Regions from separate parts of the Homo sapiens genome. Here all the other regions are linked to region 1. A link is a contact called in ENCODE Hi-C data. All regions are on one chromosome and are shown on one strand. Each heading gives the region's core, a stretch centred on a gene start or an enhancer-like site at or near the end of the contact. The rest is flanking DNA. Distances are from core to core; before and after follow the strand shown. Region 1 holds the start of LINC00487 (long intergenic non-protein coding RNA 487). Region 2 has its middle 17 kb from the start of SILC1. Region 3 holds the start of LINC01810 (long intergenic non-protein coding RNA 1810).

Region 1 (2,700 bases), core at 15-2,514:
GTGTGTGTGTTGGGTTGTGTGGGAAGGGGTGTGAGCATATGTGTGTGTTGAATGTGGGTGTGTGTGTGTTGGGTTGTGTGGGAAAGGGTGTGAGCAAGTGTGTGTGTTGAATGTGGGTGTGTGTGTGTTGGGTTGTGTGGGAAGGGGTGTGAGCATGCGTGTGTGTTGAATGTGGGGGTGTGTGTGTTGGATTGTGTGGGAAGGGGTGTGAGCAAGTGTGTGTGTTGAATGTGGGTATGTGTGTGTTGTGTGGGATATAAGTCTGTGTAATGTGTGTTACATATGATGCATGTGTTTATGTGTGTAGTGTGGGTGTTGGTGTGTGTGTATGTATGTATCTGTGTGTTTACATCTGTGGTGTATGTGTATGCATGTTTGTGTAGTGTGTGTTAGTGTCTGTGTATGTGTGTGGTATCTGTGTATTTTTGTGTGTAGTGTATGTGTGTGCATGTTTGTGTAGTGTGTGTTAGTGTCTGTGTATGTGTGTGGTATTGTGTGTTTATGTGTGTGGTGTATGTGTGTGCATGTTTGTGTGTGGCATGTGTTGGTGTGTGGCATTTGTGTGTTTATATGTGTGTTGTGTGTATGCATGTCTGTGTGTATATGTGTGGTGTCTGTGTGTTTCTGTGTGTGGAATATGTGTATGCATGTTTGTGTGTTGCATGGTGTGTGTATGTATGTGTGTGATATCTCTGTGTTTGTGTGTGTGGTGTCTGTGTATTCATTTTGTGTGTGTGGTGTGCACGTGTGTGGCATGCGTGTGTTTAAGTGTGTGATATATACATACACACGTGTGTGTTTATGTGTGTGGTGTATGTGTATTCATTCTGTGTGTGTGGTGTGCATGTGTGTGGCATATGTGTGTGTACGTGTGTGGTATATACATACACACATTTATGGATGGGGGTGTGTGTGTGTTGTGTGGGATATAAGTCTGATGAGGTAAAGAAGCTCCAGGAGATTCTCTTTGGTTGAATCTCATGCCATGAGACTTGGCTTCTGGCCACGATGGAGTGAGAAGCCTGGACTGACCTTTCTGCCTGGAGCAAGGGAACACCGTGTAGAACCGGCACGGCGCATCTTCCAGACGGCAGTGCCCAGGCTGCTTGGCAGGCACCCCTGCAGGAGGGGTCAGGGAGGTGGGCACCCAGCGGTCCCTCAGCACCCGTCCCGTGTGGCACAGTCCAGCCGCCTCCCAGGGCCGAGGAGGGGAGACGCAGGCTCCTGGGCTGCTCCCACCCAGGCCCCTGGAACAGCGCATCTTCTGTGACCGTGGTGAAGGAAAATCTCAGCCTCTGCTTCCCACCTCCTCAGCCCCTGCCTCAACAGGAAGCCCACAGCGCAAGAGACGCCATTCTAGGGCCAGGAAGGAAGAGCCTCAGACCCTGGAATTGCCATGTACAAACTAGACGTGTATTTATGGTGTGTCTGAATGTACAACAATTTCCTGTTTCGGAGAAAATAGTTCCTTCCTGGAAGGGCTGTTCTGTATTTGCACACTTTTCCCATGTGATTTTGGGGAAAAGTACCTGACTTTCTGTGAATAGACGCACTTTTTCTTACCGAAAATAATGATAGTTTCAATCTGGCTATAATCGTTCATATTCATGATTTTTTTCGGATGTAGAAATCAGCAGTTTTGCATTGTAAGACCTCACCCATCCACCACTCACCGTCCCCACACCCCTGGGAACAGGAGGAACCTCACAGAAGAAGAAGGTGGATTTTACTACCTACTTGCCACACCTCAATCTCTCTGTCTGTAAGCAGAGAGAATACGGTAATAATAATATTAATAATGATAATAATAATACCTTTCTCACAAGTTCGCAGGGAGGGATGAGTTCATGCACATAAAATGCTCAGCCCAGCACAGCTGAGCACACGATTCTCAGCACTATTACTTGCATTCTTGTCACTGAAAGGAAGAGGGAACGGAGTGTGACAGCGCAGGTTAGACCCCCGGCGCAGCCATCCACCTGCCACTTTGTCACAGGGACTCCACGACTAACTGCCGCCCTATTTTCCCATAAGCAGGCAATGGTGATGATAAAATCATTCTCAAAGCTTAGGGAGGCCAGGACCCAACCCAGGGCCGATCAACGCAAAGCCCTTGCTGCTTCCTATCCCATAAAACCCAATTATTTATGAATGTGAACCTAAAGCCGCATCCTAATTTAGAAGGCATGGAGATAACATGGCCAAGCAGCCGCCTCTCCAGGCAGCGAGATGACTAGGTAGGTCCCAGAGCCCTGAGCATGTCCCCTAGAAAACAACTCAAGACAAGTGCATTTGCATGCCTTCTTCTGTCTCTCTGAAATCACTCAGTTATAGTCACTCAGTGTGTGCTCACAAACACTGAGTCTCCCCTACACGTGATGCATTTCAGTACCAGGGCAATTCGAGTGAGAAACATGGCCATAGCCCCCAGCCTCTTGGACTATCAGAACTCTTAGGAAGTACAAGGATTGAAATATGTGGTCTAACAGCAGAGCGGTATTTTTCTCATTGTACCACCTTGTTGTAAAAAATTGCTGGAGCCTGAAGGAAACCACCTATGGGAAGGGTGTGAGTCAATGGTTCCCCACTTCTGCAGAGTTCCTTCTGAGCAGCTCAGAGCCCACCCCGTGTGGACACATCTCTTACCAAGATGACCTTCCCCTAGCGGGAAACGGAGGAATGAGCAGGCGGCACTCACAG
Region 2 (2,700 bases), core at 11-2,510, 850 kb before region 1:
CTAATTTGCGCTGCTTATAGCTTAGACCCAAAGGATGCTGGCCAACTAGGGTTTTCTGGCCTTTCTGTGCAAATGAGGCTCTTTCATTTCCTTGAAGAGTTGAGCTCATTGGGAAAAAGCCAGAAGCATCGACAACAGTCAAGGATGGTGTTTGGGGCAGGAGTTTAATTAACTAATAGGAAGATTGACAACAGATGTTGAGAACCTGCAACAGGGGGGACTTCAGATAAGGTACCAGAAATTCCACTTTCACCCTTGATAGAGCACTTAGCCACTTTGGGCTTCTGTTTCCTTGTTTATAAAATAGGATTCTTTCATTCATGCATTTGTTTTTTCTTGTTTTTAAATAATGCCCATTTACCAAATCTTGTGCTAAGCTCTGGAGATACACAAAATAAATAAAGTGTGGGGCCAGGCTTTAAGTCACGCACTGTCACTAGGGAAGAGAAGATCCAATCTTTAGTGAGCACTTACTGCATTCTGACAGTGTTTGGTACTTTCATATGCATTCCATTCTCTAATTCTTACAACAACCAGGGGAGATCATCAGCTTCTTAGCCGCACTCTTAGAAATAGGAAAACTAAGACTTAGAGAGAGGAAGTACCTAACCTAAGCTCAGGCAGATGGTAAATGGCAGAGCCAGCTTTCACACTCAAGGCTGTTTGATTCCAAAGCCCATGTTCTTTTCACTGTAACACACTGTAAGCAAGTCATTACAGAACCAAGTGATAAGTGTTTTAGAGGAGGTATGTACAAAGAATTATGGGAGCAGAGTGGGGCGAGACTAATAATAGCTTCCCTGATGTTTCATAGGGCCGTCTGGAGGATCACATGCACTAATGGACTTGAAAGTGCTTTGTAAACTAAAAAGTGCTATATAAATATAAGGGATTATTGTAACCCACATATCCGGATCTGCTATGTGAGGGTGCTGAGTAATTCTCAGTGTGAGAAATACATGCTTGGACTATGGCTATTTAATTCCTTCATTTCCAGGACTTTCTTGGCATTCACTAAACCACAGGGGTGGGTCTGGCAGCCAGCAATCTCACACATTCTAAATGGAAGCTGATGCCTGTCAGCTGTGTGGGGACATTCCTGGGTGCTGAGCGCTCAAATGGCACTCCAGGTTTTTATCTCTGAGCTGAAAGGGAAAGGATTGATTTAGCTTGGAGAGCTCCCGAGCAACTCTCCTCCCTCTCCTGCTGTCCAGAACCCAGCAGCCCCTAAGAAGGCCCTCCCAATGCCTCAACTCCCAATGATTTCCTGCTGGGACTGCCCACAGAAATAAGCTCCAGCAGGGGCCAAGCTGAGTCACCGTCTCCACCTTGCGGTGGGGCCCTGGGGAGAGGGATGGCTTGGAGACAGGGCCTGTTTATAATTACAGGGATTTTCCAGGCTACCCAGGATGGGGACAGGGTGGATTGTAAGCAGTTGTGCTCAGTAGCCAGGGAGTGACAATAGGGCTGTGTGACCCAACTTGGAGTCCACTAGGAGAAATGTGTGACCAGGCTAAGAACAGAGATCCTCCCACCGGCCAGTACTGTGGTTAGCATGGGCACTGCCTTTGTGAATATCTATCTATTCACATGGATGGGCATCCTTATTTTTTCTAAGTAGGAAGGCCTATCATCTTATTGTAGACTTAATTTTAAGGCCTCTCTAACTTACTAGGGCTCATGAAAACAGCTCATACTGCTGCCCCTGCTGGTCTCTCTGTCTCCTAAACATACAGGTTTGTATCATGAAGACTGGCAGCCCAAGGGTCAGGCCTGGCTCATGCAAGCTTTTCCCTCTCCAATGCCTCACTCCTCCAAGGCAAGTCACAGTAGGACAAGCACTGGGGCAGACTTGAGGACTGGAAGAGAGGCCGACTCGCCTCCTTGCTGTCTGTCCTCCTTCTCCTGCTCAGCCACACCCCTATCTCATATGCATGGGGTTTTCACCAGGCTCCCTTGTCCCACGAGTGTATTGACACAACCCTGCCTGTTCCTTATAGTCTGCAGAACAAGGATTAGCACCCTCGCCTCAAGGGGTCCCTCTGCTGGTGGAAATGACCCAGAAAGAGAAGGCATCAGAAGCCCAAGGAGAACCCTACCTTTTGGAGGAGCCATGGCTGCAATGAGGAGTTTGACAGTCCCACAAATATTAACCATGTCCCCACAGAAAGGAATCAGCAAAATCCGAGAAGCAGAAAGGCAGGAGAGATGAGAGCCAGGAGAGAATCATTCCTCATATTTCAAGAAAAGAGATAGCTTTAAGAAGAAGAGGTAGGCAGTGGTTAAATTTCGGATAACATTAAATAGGATGAGGCTCCACCGAAGTTAAACCACTGATGAGTTTTACAAGAATGATATCCAGAACCTGGTGGAGATTTCAACAAACTGAAGTGGGAAGGAAGCAGATATAGACTGCCTTCCCTAGAACTTTGGAGGTGATAAGAATAAAAGAGGAAAATCAGAGAGATCAAGGGTTCTTTTATTCATTCATTTTTAATATGGAATCTTTTCATCATATTTATTGATTGGCAGGTGGTGTAAAGAAAGAGATTTAAGGCATGTCGGAGATAGCATGTTTGGTTGGACTAGTGCAGTCTCAGTTCAGACCTGATGGCCCCCTATGCCTTCCCATCATAGCTTCCTTTTCCTCCGGTTTGGATGAATTATTACATGCTTAGAAGGTTAGAAAAATAAGAGAGA
Region 3 (2,956 bases), core at 155-2,654, 960 kb before region 1:
ATTCACATCCCAATCTTTCACTTACACACTGTGTGTCCCTGGGCAAGTCCCTTGACATTCAGTGAATTCTATTTTCTCCATCTGTAAAATGAGGCAAAAAATACACAACTCCAGTGACCCTCTGGGTACCTAGCACAGTATCTGGCCCACAGCAAGATGAATTGTGAAGTTTAAATGGGGTAACAGACACAGAAGTATTTTGGTCAGTACATCGTGCAGGGATGAGTATTTGAATCGTGTGTTAGGATGACAGGGACTGTCCTTGCTGAGATGTGTATATGCCAACTTCTAGTGACAATGACCGCAGCAGGGGAAATACGGCTCCCTGAATGTGACCTAAATACACCATGCTGCTTAAACCCTGGTAGCAACAAAGGCAATTCCCTCAGCATAGAATATTCACAGTGAGATCAGGTAGGTTTTACTCACCTCACAGCCTTTGGTCTCCTCTTAACATCGCAGCCGTTCAAAAACTATGTGAAAAAAAAATTAACTCGGCCAGCGTGGTAAGCTGTCCTGGGCTGATTTGCCTGGTGGACTTGAATTGTTCAAATCAATTAACTCCAGCTGAGAAGTTCTCGTTACAATGTCACCTTCAAGTTAAATAATATCGAGAGTCTTTGTCCTGAACGGTTGGTGTTTCTTGTTCCTTTTTAACCTTGATTCTGAGTTCTTGTAAGATTCTAACACTTACTATTTTGGTAAGATAATGTGCCCTAATAACTCAATCAGGACTTGAATTAGTATACCTCTGCTTGCCAGACACTACACCAGGAGTTTTATAGACACTACTTTTAAGAGAATCTTCATAAAGATCTTAGGAAGTAGTTATTACTGCCCACATTACAAGATAAAGTCAGTGTGGCCCAGAGAGTTTGAGTAGTTTGCCCAGACACACTAGATCTCTAAAGGCAGGAATGAGGTTCAAAACCAGGTTAAGTAACTCATGTCCAGAGTTTTCTCCACTGTACACAAAGTCTCCAAAGTTCCAGGAGCACCAATAGATTTAACGAATTAATTGATGCAATCCCCTCGGATGTCATAATAGATAACTTTTTACTTTTAAAGCTGTTCCCAGCTGGGGTATCTTAACTTCCTGCTGATAGATAAGTGTCCCAAATGCATTGTCCCCAGTGGCAAAAGGTCCCTCCCGTGGGGTGTGACACACTCTCCTCTCAGCACTGCCAGGCTCCTGGGGTGGAGCACAGGCTGTGCACCCAGTCCACTTCACTCCTGAAGGGGACCCTGGAGAAGCTAAAAGGGACCTTGGAAGGCACCCTGGAGAAGCTGGAAGGGACCCTGGATAAGGAGGAGAGGGAGCGGGAGGAGGCATCCTTCCCAGGTTACCCCAGCTTGATCTTTTTGTTTTGGTGTTGCTGCTAGTTCTGAATCTTCAGCAACAGGCAATGTTGAGGAGTGCATCTCTCTCCAGGGCTCTGACTGCCTTGTTGTCATTGTTAACGTTTGGAGTTAGCCTCCATGTGTTCTAGAACATTGGATTATAAACTCATTTTGACATATCCAGACTAGGACACATTTCACATTTACATTTTAACCTACTGTCCACAAATGCAAACAAATATTTCTCTCTCTCGCACACACACACACACACACACACTCACACACACACACACGCACACAATCTTGCACCACACTCTAGTATTTTCTCTTTCACTCTCTTTTCTTCTATTGTACTTTATTTTATTTCATTCTAAGGAAGTCTGGTCACAACTCAGAAGATTGATTTCATCACCCCCTGGATCAGGACCTGAAGTATGGAAAATACTGCTCCAGAATAACTCAGAAACTCCTGAGTCTCTATGCATAGTTCAAATGAATCTCTGCCGTCCTTGAGGACACAGAGCCTGTGGAGGTTACTAGGGGCCTGCTTCTTGGTTCCCTTACACCCTGGCCAACTCAGTGTGATTTGCACACTAGGACTTGCTCGTCTGTACATGTCATTACCCCCATTCGACTAAGAATCTTTGAAAACCTAGCCTGGACATCATTGTGTTTATTGTATTCCAGATATATAATACATAAATAATATATATTGTAAATTCTATATATATAGCTCACATATACCTCATATGTATGTTATCTTCATGTATATCATATATAATCTCATATATAGTATATGTATCATATAGTATATATATCATATGTAGTATAGCATTATATATAGTATATATTATCATATATATGACAATATATACTTGTATATATAGTACATATGCAATATATAGTATATATTATCATATATGACTATATAGTATATTATGTATATATTTTTCATCTATATGAAAGTATACATACATATTTATATGCCATATATAATATACCCTATCACATATATTACATGTAATCACATAGCATATATAATCATCATATGTATATATTTATATAATATGCATAATGTATAGTCTACATGAGTACAACAGGAATATAGTACCCTTTCTCACTACTTTGTTTGTTTATACTTCTCCTTACCACAAACTCACACACTCCTTGACTTTCTTTCTTGCTTTATTTTTGTTTATAGAAATAATCAGCATCTAATATTACATATATTTGATTTACATTTTGCTTATTGGTTATCTTTTTCCATAGAATGCAAGCTATGAGAAACTTGAAGAAGTCAGAAGTTTTGCGTCTTCTACTCAGTACTCTACAGTGCCTGGCATATACTAGTAACTTAGTTACTGGCTGGATGAATGAATGAAGCAAAAAGTCAGTGTTTTTCCAGAATGGCGACTATTAACTCTTAGGCATTCACTACAAACTGGGAACTTGAGATTCAATCCGAGAATCTCCAGATGATTCTGTGGGGCTTGAGATTTCAGAGCAGTCCTGCTGAAAGAATCACACCCGAGCACACAGTAAAGGAGCCCATGTGGGTCTCAGCCAACTCTGCCTTCTGGGGGACAATGAAATTCATTAGGCACTAGTAGTGGCC

What was found. Hi-C counts contacts between places; a loop is a spot of excess contacts on that map. Pooled maps may share reads with other maps.
Region 2: a loop to region 1 is called in a map of IMR-90, with 3 times the contacts of the local background. The contact joins the enhancer-like site here to the promoter of LINC00487 in region 1. A Hi-C loop is called at or near these places in 2 of 168 maps with a recorded cell type or tissue (IMR-90 and psoas muscle), 1 of 37 single-sample maps with no recorded cell type and 7 of 50 pooled maps.
Region 3: a map with no recorded cell type shows a loop between it and region 1 (2.0-fold over the local background). The contact joins the promoter of LINC01810 here to the promoter of LINC00487 in region 1. A Hi-C loop is called at or near these places in 2 of 37 single-sample maps with no recorded cell type.

The regions. Positions count from the first base shown.
Region 1 is chr2:6,769,047-6,771,746 of GRCh38, forward strand. LINC00487 (long intergenic non-protein coding RNA 487) reads right to left here and starts at 1,265. Exons shown (of 6, transcript NR_038369.1): 1 at 1,033-1,265.
Region 2 is chr2:5,914,196-5,916,895 of GRCh38, forward strand. No RefSeq gene overlaps it. Among named protein-coding and RNA genes, the nearest start is that of SILC1, 17 kb to the right of the region's middle. Within about 2 kb of position 1,261, at least 5 of the 41 ENCODE cell types and tissues checked have a DNase peak (open chromatin) inside an H3K27ac peak, as active enhancers do; they include IMR-90, where a contact is called at or near this core.
Region 3 is chr2:5,811,192-5,814,147 of GRCh38, forward strand. It overlaps LINC01810 (long intergenic non-protein coding RNA 1810), which reads right to left and starts at 1,405. Exons shown (of 4, transcript NR_146954.1): 1 at 1,348-1,405; 2 at 430-593; 3 at 26-81.